2 separate regions of the Mus musculus genome follow, and region 1 is linked to region 2. The links are chromatin loops, found by intact Hi-C in ENCODE. Cell type or tissue: left cerebral cortex. All regions are shown on one strand. Links, peaks and the distances in the headings refer to the core of each region. The heading gives the core; the rest is flanking DNA.

What was found. Peaks named below come from ENCODE experiments on the same cell type or tissue, not always from the same donor. Only the 100,000 strongest peaks of a DNase experiment are listed, where the experiment ranks them.
Region 1: it touches region 2 in a loop (4-fold over the local background); 19 of 42 quality-filtered maps call a loop at or near these places.

What each region holds. Positions count from the first base shown.
Region 1 is chr8:125,031,476-125,039,002 of GRCm38, forward strand. It overlaps Tsnax (translin-associated factor X), which reads left to right. Exons shown (of 6, transcript NM_016909.3): 6 at 1,022-2,733. The coding sequence ends at 1,399. Among named protein-coding and RNA genes, the nearest start is that of Disc1, 19 kb to the right of the region's middle. In left cerebral cortex, for the core only: a CTCF peak has its summit at 3,353 (motif pointing left); a DNase peak (open chromatin) is centred at 3,348.
Region 2 is chr8:124,893,159-124,900,685 of GRCm38, forward strand. Exoc8 (exocyst complex component 8) reads right to left here and starts at 4,547. Exons shown (of 1, transcript NM_198103.2): 1 at 1-4,547. The coding sequence starts at 4,468. The coding sequence ends at 2,318. Sprtn (SprT-like N-terminal domain) reads left to right here and starts at 4,736. Exons shown (of 5, transcript NM_001111141.2): 1 at 4,736-5,223; 2 at 5,918-6,017; 3 at 7,049-7,177. The coding sequence starts at 5,000. In left cerebral cortex, for the core only: CTCF peaks have their summits at 3,592 and 3,795; DNase peaks (open chromatin) are centred at 1,477, 3,734 and 4,631; H3K4me3 peaks cover 3,076 bases; H3K27ac peaks cover 2,053 bases.

The DNA.
Region 1 (7,527 bases), core at 933-5,932, 140 kb after region 2:
AGTGCGGATGAGGTGAAGATGGGCGTGGCTATAGTACAGATGAGGGGAAGATGGGCGTGGCTGTAGTACAAATGAGGTGAAGAATGGCTTGGCTGTAATAGGGTGAGGTTGCTTTGGTAGTAAAGATAACAACCACTTAGGCAGTGCAATGTGATTGGCAGATAACTTGATCTGCAAAGTAAGTTGGATTGTTTCCTGAAACTGAAGAGTTTGGGGATTGAGTAGGGCACAGAAAAGAGTTCCCAAAACTTGGAATAGTGTTTGAAGAAGCTGCACTGAAAGGCATGGGAGGAAGAACTGCAGTGTTTGAGGAGGGGCCTGGAGAGATGGAACAGGCTGGGTTTTCAAAGTTGAGTTCCTAGCTCCCACATGGAGATTCACAGCCATCTGTAACTCCAGTTCCAGGGGCTCTAATGCCTTCTTCTGGACTCCACAGGCTCTAGGCATGAACCTGGTTCACAGACATACATGAACGCACAATATGCATACACATAAAATAATAAGGAAATCCACTGCAGCCTGACTAAGATGACTGGTGAGTACCTTGTGGCAGACCAGACTCCACAGTCTGGAGACAGCTGTGGTAACTGTTCCTCGGTGTCGAGCAGACATGGAGGCCTCAGCACTGACAGGATGAGGAGATGGAGGCAAACTGGGCAGTGCAGAGTAGGGAAGGAGATGCCGGCTGAACAAGGAGGGGTTGTAACTGCTGATTGATAGTGATTGTCACATAGTCGGGGCAAGAATCCCTTAGCCCTCGTCTGCTGTGCTTGGCAGGTGAACTTGGACACTGCTGGCCTTACATTGTTGGTATTTGATTATTCCAACACACCCAAGCCACTTGGCTCGGCCCCTTACCCAGCGTATGGTGGATTCCTGTGCCCTGCCACGTAGTTAACTCATGGAAGGACCTGTGCCTGCGCGCTGTTGACTTGAGTACTTTATGGTTGTGATGCTGGTACATTCACTCTATCACAGTGTTTCCTTTGTGTCTGTGGCTTTCTTGTTTGTCTTTTCCCAGCCTCCCGCGGAAGGACAAGAGAAGCAGCTGGTTACATGGAGACTGAAGCTCACCCCTGTTGACTACCTGCTGGGCGTGGCCGACCTAACTGGAGAGTTGATGCGGATGTGTATTAACAGTGTGGGGAACGGGGACATCGACACCCCCTTTGAAGTGAGCCAGTTTTTACGCCAGGTTTACGATGGGTTCTCGTTCATTGGCAACACTGGGCCCTATGAGGTCTCTAAGAAGCTGTACACCTTGAAACAGAGCCTGGCCAAAGTGGAGAACGCTTGCTATGCCCTTAAAGTCCGGGGTTCTGAGATTCCTAAGCACATGCTGGCAGATGTGTTTTCAGTTAAAACAGACATGATTGATCAGGAAGAGAGCATTTCTTAAGCAGCCCCACTCTGCTCTCTAAGGAGCTCCTGGGCGACCAGTTGGTGAGACTGTTCTGAGTGTGCATCTGAGTTTATTGTGGCTTCTGTAGACGTTCCAAGTTGTACTAGTTTGAAGTTGTAAACAGCTGTATATAAGTTTGTCCACAGGGAGGTTGTTTCTTACACTCCCGCGCATTTGCATACAGTGTTTGTATATGTGCTCGCTCTATTGTTGTGTGAACGTGCTTCCGATTGCACTTTCTGCCACACCTACTTTAGTTCACTTTGAACTTGGAGTGACATTTTGGGTGGAAGGAAGTCTCTTAAGTGGGTGATTCTGTCTATGGAGGGAAAAGTGTGGAGAAGCTTCCTGCGTGCCTACGTTCCTCAGCAGGATCATGGCAGGCCTTTAACGTGGCTCAGTACGTGAAACAGCAGTTTAAATATGGAAGTTATCAGTGTTTTCTAAGTGCAAGTTTTGGTGGTGGTATAATGAGAATTCACTTAAAATTCTGGTCAAGTTTAGGTCGTTTTGAATTCGTAGGAAGCAGTTTTCCTGAAGAGTTGATGGGTATCTGGATGTTCACTTTCCCACGTTGTCTTTTCCTTTCTCACCGATGTGGGAAGGAAGGAGCTGACACTGGTCATCACTGGTGACGCTGAGTAACTGACTCCACACTCGTGTGTAGGTTGTGAGCAGCCAGGCCCTTTGTCGTGTGTTAGGTGTGGTGCACTTGTCTACCCCAGCCGTCCTGGGACCCCAGAGGAGCAGCCACAGTGCTCCCAGTGCTGACAACCCAAGCCTTGACCCTGCCCTTGGTGTGAGCTAGCGATGTTGCCAAAGAAAAAGAATTGTGAGTAATTCAGCAATAAGACGATGGCCAACACTGGAGGGAGCGTCGGGCGTGGGTTCATCTCCCCAGTCAGTCAGAGTCATCTGTGGTGAGAGCCTGGCTTGAGCGTGGCCTGCGGCTGTCAACGCCACATGCTTTCAACGAGTTCTGTGACTTTTCACAACTTAGATACTGGGCTTTATTTTTGGAAAGAATATCTATTTGTAAGGCTGGTTCTTTGAAAGTGTAATTTTCCAAAAAGTCTCACCAAAAGTAAAATAAAGTGTGTACATGCCTGGTAAGTTAGACTTGTTGTCCTGGTGGTGATGAGGCTTCGCCTTCCTGTAGTAAGATGGACTCCTGAGCTGTAGTCAGTCCTGGTACCTGCTCTGTCTGTCTGGTTTTTTTCAGCTACTTCAAGTGGAATTTATAATGTTAAAATAATGGATTGAAGAATGTTTTACAGAAATTTAAAGCAAACTTTAAATAAAATATTAAAATACAGCAGCCCTCTGGTTAAGCTTTTAAGCTCCATTGTGTATTGTGGGCGTGGTGGGCGTGGTGGGCAGAGGTCAGACACAGCTTGTGCAGACGGGTCTGTTCCTTGCACTGTGGGTGACGGGGACACTGGTGGGTGTCAGGTTGGGATAAGGGCCTTTTTCATCCGGCGAGGCCACCTCGTGACTCCCAGAGCCTGGTGTTTTGATGGTATTTAGAAATATATAGTGAATCAGTAATGTGATTTTTGGGTAAAATGGGACATTTAAGATTGGCTCGGGTAATGTGGAGGTCTATTTTTCCTCCCTTAAGCCCCGAGACAAGATGTCCTAGTGGTATGACTCAACCTGAAATGTAGTCAGGGACTTCCCTTGTGTCTCTGTGGTCTGCATCCTCTCTCAGTGCCTCCCCGGGTTGCCTGGTTTCAGATATGGTAGGGATGCTCCAGAAGTGGACGTCCTTGTGTTCTCTCAGGTTAAAATGAGCTCCATCTGCTCACAAGAAAGACATCCTTCACAGCACTCGGACTCAGACTCAGACTCAGATACCTCATCCCACCCCGTCCAGGGCTAACAGGGAAACACTAGAAAGCCAGGCTGTCAGAGGAGCACAGAAATGGCCTGTGGCATAATTAGCAGCGCCCCCTGCAGGCGACCGAGCACCACTGCCCCTGCTGTGTTCTTTGTGCAGTGGGCGGCTTGAGGGCTCAGTCTAAATTGTGTGTGACAGCACCATCTGCTTTGGTGGCCTTTCTGTTTATCACAAAAAGGAACTGGTTCAAGGGCTGGCAGAATGGAACCTCACAACCAGCATCCCTGAAGCCCACACGGTAGGAAGAGAGAGACTGGTCACGGGGCCCTATGGCAAGCCCTTCCCCACTGCAAACTAAATAAATAGAAACGTAATTAAAAAAAAATAGGAGAAAGCAAGTCAGGCTCTCATGGCAAGTGGGTGACTGAATTTTGAAATGAAAGTGGATTATTTCTTTTCAGTTGTGATTTCTTGTGCCTCTTAAATGCGTGGTGTTCACAGAGAACCTGGGAGTCTTGGTCACCCTCAAAGGAGATCGACACTTAAGTGAGAGATTGGCAGAATGGCTCCACACTCCTTTCTGTCTAAAGAGACTCACGTTAGAGTGGAAGACAAGTGGATTGAAGTGAAAGGGTGGAAAATAGATATCCCATGCAAACAGGACCCAAGAGAGAATCTGATTGGTCTCTGAGAGCAGATACAATAGACCTAATCTTTATTTAGCTGCAAACAGAGAATAGCATTTTATAATAAGTTCAATCCAATAATTATAGAACAGCTCAAAGGAAAAATGCTAATAAATGGGGTGTGTGCGCGCGCGCATGTGTGCGCGTGTACATGTGTGTGTGTGTGTGTGTACGTGTGTGCATGCAGGTGCATATGTACATACATGTGCATGTAGTGGCCTATGTAGTCCAGGCTGGCCACAAACTCATAGCCTTCCAGCCTATGGGGTTTTACACAGCCATGTCCAGTCTTATATTTTTTAAGACATGTAAATCCCACTGAGCAAATGTCTCCCATTGTGTCCTTTGCTCCATTAACAGGATCACTTTTTAATTTGGAGATTAGAAACTGGTTATTCCCTGGATATACAGAGTCTATGTTTCAGTAGAAATGTGCTTTGTAGTTCATAATTTACCATCATGATGGTCAGGGACATATTGTACAGGATCCCATAAAATAAGCACCTGCTAGTGGTGTCACCTGGGTTTATAAGCAAACTGTACACAAACAGCAACACTGCCCCTTGACACCTCTCAAAATGTGGGTCAAGTGAGGGCCAGCTCTGTGCCATCTCAGCATTCAGGTTAAAGGTTTTTGTTTTTGTTTTCTGGAAGAAGTCTTAATTTGTAACTTTTCTCAGTAATCTAGAAAAACAAAGTTGCATCCTTCCTATTGTGTGTGTTGCTTTAAAAAGCATGATGGCAGGAGCAGTGGAGAGCTGGCGAGCTGGTGCAGCAGTTAAGAGCACAAATGGAGATTAATTAAATATTGTGAGACCGAGGAAATAGCCCAGGTAGAGCTATTGCTTAGCACGTGCAAGGCCCTAAGTTCAGAAAACCAAGAAACCAAAACCAAAACCATGACAGAACAACGCCCAGGGAACATGAAACACTGAGTCCAAGAACAACTTCCATTCTCTGCCTGCCTTGTCTGCTTAACACAGGCATGTGTTCATAAAACACATAACACATATACAATCACACTTGCATGTGCACACACAAAGCGTTTCTCTGGGACACCTATTAGTACGTCCATGTGTGTGTGACTAAAGAACAGCCACTCCAAATGGCAGGATCCTGATGGCAGGGATCCGTCAGGAAGGAAGAGCTGGGTTACCCTACTTAGAATCAACGCTTTGGGGCTGTGATCATGGGGTAGGTGAGGGACGCACTGTGAGCTCTAATAATTACCTTAAGAGTTGCTCAGGAAACAGGGCTTTAGGAATAGCACATTTCCCCCTCTCTTTGTAATGTATATATTTTATAAATTAGGGGTGTGTGTGTGTGTGTTTTCCTCCTCTTAACTCTGTCATAGGGTATGGTGTTTTCATTTAGACTTCAAATTGTTGGATGTCAAAGGCAAACTATTGCCTTGAAGGAGTGGGCACCATAGCAATGGACCTATCAGGTAGAGATCTCCTTCTTGTCCCCCTTTCTCACCCATGGCATCAAGGACAGGTGCAAACCTCATGTGTAAACACAGTATATTTAGAAGTTCCACTGTGCACCAAGTGTGTGAGCACAAAAGACCAAATTGCTAGACTGTACGGTGGTGTCTGTTGGTTGGTTTTAGCCCCTTGTAGTTCCTGCAAAGGGGCTGGAGTCTTGGGGACACAGCTGTGTGACTTGCTTGCCTTCAGTGTTCCACCTGCATTGGAACAAAGGGACCCCAGATGACCAGCAAAGGCTGGCATGAGCAGATGGCATACGTGAGGGTTCGCAGGAGCCTCTCTGTTCTGCCGCTCACCTGCTCAGGCTGCAGGCAGCAGAGGTTATGACCTGGGCTTCCTGCAATTTCTGCAACCCCCCGACTTCCTGCCCTTGCTGGCTGCGATCCCAGCCTTCCCTTCCTCCAGCCCTTCCACTGTTTGGAAGCACCTGTGTTAAGTCCTTTCCTGAGCGGGCTACCCAAAGTGCGCTCTGTTTTCCTAAGTGAGCATGACAGCAGGCTGCCCTTGTCAGACTAGAAATACAACTGGTCTTAGGCATAACCAGGAAGGTGTAGATTTCAGGACTTTAGTGTCCCTGTATCAAGTGGGCCAAGATCTGATGTTCAAGAAGGCCGCGTAGATGTGAGAGAATGGGTTCAGGCCGCACCATTCTGTTTCCCATCTTCACGTTGGGATGGCCACATGCAGAAAACAGCTTATCTGACCTCATACTGACCATCTGCACCCTGTGGAGCACAGGACCCTCTCTGTCTGCATACTGTTGAGCTCAGTCCTCGGTTCCTAGTTGAAATGCCAAAGAAATCAATAGCCAACTTGAATAAAGGTCAGTGACTTCAAAGAGGATACAAACAGATGAAAGCAGGATGTCACCGCAAGACCTGTGTAAGAAAGTCAGCATCACGGGTGGGAAAGTTATGGAGGATATTGAGATTTTGAAACACACACACAAATACACACACAAATACATAGATACAGGCACATACACATTTACACATTTGTATACACAGACATACAGATACACATTTACACATTGGTAGATGTACATAGACACAGATATGCACATACACACTTAACATACATGCTATAAACATGCAGATATACATACGCACACATACCTTAATGAGACACGTTATCATGATGACAGACAGAGCTTGTTTCTGAGTCTTCACAATAGACTGTCGTTAACCTGATTCTTCTCACTTACGGCGTCTCTGGAGGCTGCTCTCATCCCCCATTATCCCAGAAGTCTGCCCTCTTTCCAGTAGTTTTCTGATTAGATCGTCCTCCTTCACCCTGACACATATATACTGTCTGCATTGACATATCCTAGATACATGTAAAATATGTATGCACACGCACAGTTGTACACAGAAATAGTTATTGCTAATTAAGGGTTAGGATTTTGTACTAATGCATTTTTTTTTTCATCAGAAGAGATTCACAGATAGATGACTTTATGTGGTAATCAGTGTGCTTACACAGCTGACCTCTACCGTCCCAGGCGCTGTGAAGTAGCAGGATCTGCTACAGCGTGTTAAGGGGTATACACCATTGTTTGTTAGCTGGGTACTGTGGCTCGCACCTTTAATCCCTGCGCTTAGGAGGAGGAAGCAGGAGGATTACTGTGGATCCGATGCCAGCCAGGCTAAAGAATGAGACTTTGTCTAGAACAAACAAAAATAATTAATAAAAAATCTGTATTATTGTAAACAACACCGACACAGATATTCTCATAAATGCATCTGACCTTATTTTCTTGACGCAAGTCACGGAAGGCCAAATAGCCAGGTGACACGAATGTTTTTGTTACCTAACTGAAAAATTGGATTTCTTCAGAACACTTAGGAGCCAGATTCCCTCTTTTAAAGTCATTGTTCCGCAGATAAGTGTTTACAAGCAAGCGTCTCTCCCCAGTTCGTCACCCCTGTCACCACTAATGGGAAGCCTCCCGCGTGCTCCAGAGCATCAGTACGTGCTCAGGGGGAGAGAGACGCCCTGTGATTACTTTCCAACATGGGAAGCAGAGCGTGTGTCTCGGACCAGAGGCCCCGTTTGCCAGCACCCAGCCCCATCCTGACTAGAGGAGTATGACATTAACAGATGTGAATT
Region 2 (7,527 bases), core at 1,451-6,450:
TACACCTCGAGGCCTTATGCACGGTTTATCTATTAAATTCCAAGTGGCACCAAATCGGCATCGCAGCCACACAATTTCATCAAATCCAAGTCCAGTGAGCTTAAGAGAAATGAGTACATTTGTTTGGCTGGGACATCCAGTTATGGTTATGTAGAAAACTCTAACTTAGCAAGGCATAGTGGAGCATAATTTAATCCCAGCACTCAGGAGGCAGAGGCAGGATGACCTCTGTGAGTTCAAGACCCGCTTGGTCTTCATTGTTGATTTAAATCAACAAACCCTAACATGGGAAAGTGGAAGGCTGCAGTGGTGACCTCTGCGATCTTTCTATGCATGGAGAGCTAGAAAAAGACAGAGAAACTGCTGGCCTGATGAGTTAATGAAGCTGAGGAGTCTTAACAACCCTGAATCACTGCAGAAGCCATTTAGGGTTTTACATCATTTTATGGCTTACTACTACCTCTTTTATTCAAGAGACAAGAAATAGCCTTTAGACCCAATGGACATAAAAACATGGCATCGTTGACAAAACCCACAGCTACAAGCTAGTGGGAAAATGGGTTTCAGCACCCACATTCTAACAGGACATTAAGTGATCAGAGCAGAGCTCACTTTAGAAATCAGGGGCAAGCCGGGCATGGTGGCGCATGCCTTTGATCCCAGCACTTGGGAGGCAGAGGCAGAGGCAGGAGGATTTCTGAGTTCAAGGATAGCCTGGTCTACAGAGTGAGTTTCAGTACAGCCAAGGCTATACAGAGAAACCCTTGAAAAAACAAAAAACAAAACAAAAAAACAAAAAAAAAACCAAAAAAAGAAAAAGAAAAAAAAATAAAAGCTTAGGGGCTCCACCTACCCACCTATCCCTACTCAACAACCTGAAGTAAGTATTACAATCTGGAATTCTCTTAAAAGTTGTTTTTAAGGCAGGGTCTCTACAGATCCCTGGCTGTCCTGAAATTCACCTTGTTGATCAGGCTGGCCTTGAACTCAGAGATCCGCTTGCTCCTGCCTCCCAGTGCTCTGATTAAAAGTGTGCACCAGCATGCCAGGCTCTTGTTTTTTAAAATGCAGCACAGCATTTGAAGAGTCACAGAAGGTCCCTTCCCTGTGCTTGAGGTATGTGCATCTCTACTCAGTTACTAAGTTTCAAAAACCATCAGGGCAGCAGGTGTAGCAGTGGGTAGGGTGCTTGCCTAGTATGAGAAAGCCAGGGTTTTTTTTCTCCAACACAGCATAAATAGCATTATGGCACATTCCTGTAATCCCAGCCCTTGGGATGTGGAGTCAGGATTAGAAATTCAAGGTCATCCTTGGTTACAGCACCAGCCCAAAACCAGTCTGGGCTGAAACTTATCTCAAGAAAACAAAATGACCAAAACCAAATCTCTGGCATTCTTAAGGAGTGACATTGCATTCTTTTTTTTAAAACTCCTAACCTACACACAGCCTGAACTCTTCTCAGACAGGGAGTTCTGCATTTGCCAGAAGTCTCAGTGCCTCCAAACCCAGGCTGGTGGTGAAGTGTCTGCAGGGGCTGGAGTCACTTACCCGCCTACTGCTAGGATCCTTGGTGTGGCTTTTCAGCAAGACTTACTTCCTGAACATGGCAAAACACGCTGCAGCAGCAAATCCATTCAGTTCTGGAATATGTTAAAAATTCAACGTAGTCCTTGTGATTCTCCCACCTCCCCCAAAAAGATGCATCCAATTAGCCATGGAACATGCTACTTTTCAGTGACTTTTGGATGCCTGCAAAGTTTTATAAAGGCTTCCTTCCACATGCTACAAATACTGACAGACCTGAGGCCCACATATTGAAATTTATCCCAAACCAGTTTTCCCAACTCATTTCTTTTCATGTTGATCTGTCTCAGTACAGGACACAGGTGTGTCACACAGCACTGACCATTACGAAGCCATTTTGTTGACTTGGAATGTTTTACAACATACTTAAACCCTGTGGACCTAATATTTTTCTAGGCAGCATGGAAGTGCACTGCTCCTAGATGTGCTAACGTGAGAAGTGTCTTTCAAGTTAAAGAGTAGCCTGAAATGTTCTGGTGTGACCATACACTCTACTTAAAGAATTATTAAAAAACAGAGCAAGACATGGTATGTGCTCTTGACAGTCCCAGTATTGGGGGGTTGTATGTGATGCTTAACACATTATCTTTCTCCTTTTGACTGCATTTTTCAGAGGGCACTTTTATATGCTGTCTGTGTCTCTGAGGAATGTGCTGACATTGTGTAATGTAAATACAAATGACGCATCTGTAGCACGTGTACACGTACACACACAAAGACACAGAGCAGAGCCTCAGACCACAGAAGTCGTGCTCTCGGGATTCACCCGCAGGAGCCGGGATGCGTTCCGGAGGTCCTGCAGCTGCTTGGCGGGCTTCCCCACACCTTCCTCAAACCTCCTCTCCACCACCGGGAGGACAGTTTCATAGAGAAAGGATGCGTTCTGCCTGATGAAGGCCTTCTTCTCGGGGTCCTGCTCACAGCGCAGGCTGTAGTCCACATGCTGCACAGCCACCAGGATGATTTCTACCAGGCTCTCCAGGAGCACCATGTGGAGCTCAGGGAAGTACAGTTTCAATGCCTCCTCCAGGAAGCCCATAGTCTGCTTGGTGAAGGCTACCACCGTGTAGCTCAAGTTCACCCAGCAGTCATCTCCCGTGTACTGCTCAAAGTTACTGACCCCGCAACTTTTCATCTCCTCCTTGAGCTTGCCCAGGGCCTCAGGAGTCATCAGGTTCATGCGGCGCCACATCTCCTCCGAGTTTCGGTGCTTGGTGGCTTCAATGATAATCTCCTTGTAACTGTGCAGGGCGCCCTGGATGTCCTTCACCAGCAGGGCGTGGATGATGAAGGTGAGGTCCAGCCCAATCTCTCCCAGCTGCTGGCAGTGCTCCTTGGCCACCTTCACACACTCAGCAGCGGTGGACAGGCTCTCCTTGCTGTCAAAAACCTGCTTGCTGAAAGCATCCACGAACATGCCCATGGCCGACCTTGCCCAGACCACAAAGGCAGAGTAGCAGCCACTGTCAGTGCCTGCAAAGTCCGTCTCAAACTCTCTCGCGGTCTCTAGGAGGCTGGTAAAGAAGACGTGGCACAGCTTGTGAATGTAGAGCAGCGTGGCGCCCTCAATCCTGAGCTGGCGGATGGCAGTGTGCACGGCTGCGGCCCTGTTCCTCAGAAACAGCTCGCAAGCCTTCGTGCACTGGCCCAGCCGGATCAGCTGAGACACGGCTCTCCGAGTAGCCTTGGGGCCGCCTCTCAGAGAGCGATCCGGGGAGAGCTCAAACACAAGCACCTCGGTGAGCTGTCGCACTCGTTCGTCCACTTTGGCCCTCAGCTCTTTCACAGGAGGTGGGCTGGGCTTATCTTCCAGGTAGTGATTTAATTTGTCCAGCAAGTCCACGGCACCCTCAAAGTCCCTCTGTGCAATACAAACATCCAAGTCTTCCGGCAGCTCTTGGATCCACTCCATGGAAAGGTCAACCTTTTCCTCCTCCGCCTCAGGGGTGGCCAGTTCTTCATCATCCTCGTCCTCAAACGGGTTGCTGCCCTTGGAAGTGACCGGTGGTGGCGCACGCGGGGCTGCTGCCTCCTCCTGCTCCCGCCTCCTCTTGTCGCTGAGGGCCCTCTTGGTTTCCTCCAGCACTTCCAGCCACTCGCGCTTGATCTTGGCATTTTCCGCCTGGAAGATTCGGCTCTCGGGGAACATGAGAAGCTTGAACATGTCTTTCATGGGCGGATTGTCTTTGACGTTGACCACCGCCAGGCGGTCCAGCGGGTAGAGTGCGTTGTAGCGGTACATGCCTCGCCGTTGTGGCAGCCAGGTGGCCACCAGCAGACAGTCGTTCATGAGGAAGCCGTGCACGCGCTGCAGCTGGGCCATGTGGTCCGCATCGTATTCCACCAGGTCCCCGTTGTACACCAGGTACTGACCTGGCGTCTCCAACAGGTCCCTGCAGCCCTCCACCTTCTCCAGCAGCGTGGTGAGCGTTCGCTGCTTGCCCTCCTCGCCCGTCCCGGAACCCTCTCGAGGGACGCCCGCCGGCCCGGGCAGGAAGCCCGCCTGGACCGCCCCGCGCTCCCGCGGCCCCGCGCCGGCCGTGTCCTCACCCGCAGAGGCGCCCGCGGCGGCGGCGGGCAGCAGTGCCAGCGGGATGCTCTCCAGGCTGCTCTTCTGCTCAGTCAGCAGGTGGCTCAGCTGGTACATTTCGCTCTCCAGGTAGGAGATCTCCCGCGCCGTCTCGATGAACTGCCGGTAGTTCTGGTAGACGTTGCGCTTCAGGTTCTGTGCCGTCTCCTCTGCCAGCGCCTGCACCCGCTGCCGGTGCTCCTGCAGGTCGCGGTCGCCGTCCGACTGCTGCGACAGTTGCTTCACGTACAGCCGCGCCTCGAAGCCCCCCGACTCCAGCTGCCTCCGCAGGCGGCTCGCCCCGCTGTCCGACATGGCTGCCACTCGTCTTGCTCCCGCGGCCCGCAGTGGCTGTTACTCGCCGCCTCCGGGCCCCACCCGAGCCCGGTGGAGAAGGCAGCGGAGGAAGCGGGGCGGGAGCAACACCCAAACGCCTGCGCCGGAGCCGAGCGCTGCATTGCGCCTGTGCCAGAGTCGAGCCGCTCGCACTGCGCCTGCGCCCGGGGCGGAGTGCGGACAATGCGCCTGCGCGGAAACGGCAGCGTCTTAAGGCGCGTGCGCGGACGAGCCAGCACGGAAGTCAGAGGAGGGTCCGGCACGGACCAGACTTGACGTGTGTCGCCGGACCTCAGCGGCTGTCAGGAGACAACCGGCTGCCTAAAGCCGTCCCCAGCCCGAGCCCAGCGTTCCTAAGCCTGTGCCCGCGGGGCAGCGCCGAGCCACCTTCGGTTAGGCGTTCGAGGCTAGCCCGCGCGCCCTGACAGCAGGGCCGGGAGGCCTCGCGAGATCCGTGCGCCGCACGAGCCCGACCGGCGTCTTGGGAGCGGCCGAGGTGGGAGTAGCGGGATGGACGAGGATCTGGTGGTCGCGTTGCGGCTGCAGGAGGAGTGGGACGTGCAGATGGCGCGGCGCGCGGCGGCGGCGCGGGAGCCCGTGTCGTTGGTGGACGCGTCCTGGGAGCTGGTGGACCCCACCCCAGACCTGCAGGCGCTCTTCCTGCAGTTTAACGATCGCTTCTTCTGGGGTCAGCTGGAGGCGGTGGAGGTGAAGTGGAGTGTGCGCATGACCCTGTGAGTGCGTCCGCGAACGGCTCGGAACGTCGGGAAGGGCCAGGCCGCTAAATTGTCGTTGGTGTCCCCGCCTCGCGGCGCAGGGAGAGGTCGCCGGGAAACGTGCCCACTCCCCAGTCCCGGGCCCAACGTCCCTCAGTGATGAACCAGCCGGATCCCTTATCAGAGTTTGAGAAATCCTATTCGAGATAGTAATCTGCCCCGCACATACACTGTCACATAGCAGCTTGAGGTAAAGCAGGCTAAGACGTAGTGTACTTCTAACCTCATACCAGCCCTGTGACTGTTTTGGGAGAAGTGCCCATGTATGCCTGTGCGGAGGGGAGAGGGTGACAGTGGGTGAGGGTTAGCAAGTGTTAACTCTCTGAAGCCAAGTGACCCACTCAGGAAAGCCATCCTCCCATCAGGGACGTTTTCTTGTGAAACAGTTCTTGCCCAAGAACTGTTAGGGATTTGCTGCCCACCCCCACCCCCTTTTTTGTGGGGAGAGGGGAGAGGGCCTCACTATGTATCTGTGGCTGTCCTGGAACATACTCTGTAGACCAGGCTGGCCTGGAACTCGGAGATCCTCCTGCATCTGCCTTCCACGTGCTGGGATTAAAGGCCTGCACCACCATGCCAGACTAAGGTTTGCTTTTTGTTCTGTCTCCTCTGTATTCGTTGACCCTAATCCATTGTTGTGACTGTTTTCCAGGTGTGCTGGGATCTGCACCTATGAAGGGAGAGGAGGCATGTGCTCCATCCGTCTCAGTGAGCCCCTGTTAAAACTGAGACCAAGAAAGGACCTTGTAGAGGTATTCTTTGCATAAGCCTGATTCTCAACAAGTTGATTTGCAGGATTTATTTATTTATTTATTTATTTTTAAGAGATGGGTTCTTTGTTTGTTTGTTTGTTTGTTTTTCGAGACAGGGTTTCTCTGTGTAGTCCTGGCTGTCCTGGAACTCACTCTGTAGACTGGGCTGGCCTCGAACTCAGAAATCCGCCTGCCTCTGCCTCCCAAGTGCTGGGATTAAGGGCGTGTGCCACCACCACCCGGCTAGAGATGGGTTCTTGATAGCAGCCCATACTGGCTTCAACCACAAGATCCTCTTGCCTCTACCCAAGGGTTTACAGCTGTGCACCACCATTCCTGGCCAGGTTATTTTGTTGATTTTAAGAGACAAGAGTCTCTGTTCCTTAGGTTGGCCCTGGTCTTTATGCTTCTCTTGCTTCAGCTTCCCCAGTGAGCTGTCATGCCCATACCCAGCTATTTTTAGAGGGGTTGATGGTGAGCTGATCTCAAACGCCTGAGCTTTCTGCCTCCATCTTGAGATTTGCCATCACGGGTACGCACCAGGCTGTCGGCTCTTTCAGTGTTGGCATTTCCGGTTCGGCACCTGGAGTCTGGATTGTAGAGTTTTCACTATCAGGATTTTAAAGTTTTGTGTGGTTGGATTCACTGACCTTTTGGGTTTGGGTTGGTTAAGTTAAATGGGCCTTTGTGAAAAATGTTAATTCTGTGAAGGGGATTGTTGACTGGGTTCTGCAGAGCTTGGAATATTATATGTAAAGGTTTGTACTTGGGTCTGCAGAAGGATAGGACTGCAGGTTAAGAAAGAGAATTCATGCCGGGCGTGGTGGCAGAAACCTTTAATCCCAGCACTTGGGAGGCAGAGGCAGGCGGATTTCTGAGTTCAAGGCCAGCCTGGTCTACAGAGTGAGTTCCAGGATAGCCAGGGCTACACAGAGAAACCCTGTCTCAAAAGACCAAAAAAAAAAAGAAAGAGAATTCCTTTTATCTTTAGACATGCCCTAGAAAATTAATACGCTGGTTTTCTGTTTCAGACTCTTTTGCATGAAATGATACATGCCTACTTATTTGTCACTAATAATGATAAAGACCGGGAAGGACACGGCCCAGAGTTCTGTAAACATATGCATCGAATCAACCAACTGACAGGAGCCAACATAACGGTATACTGAGCCACACAGGTGTGGGGAGCAAGCAAGATCAGGGTTTTACTGTCTAGCCCAGTCTGGCCTCAAACTCACAATTCTAACTCAGCCCAAGTGGTGGGATTATGGGTATGTGCTACCAAACCCAGTAGCCATTCAGTAAAAGTGAACTAGGTAGAAACGGATATTTTTAGCCTTGAGCAAAAGCCCTATCATCTAGGCTCTAGGTGGAGTGGCTAAGGAGCCAGCAAGCCTCTTTGCTGGGGCTTCCATTAACTGCAGGTCAGCATCTCAGGCATACATTATCCTCCTCTGACCTTCAGGGGCAGCTCCAGCTCATCCTAAATTCTCCCTCATCGTCCCGACAG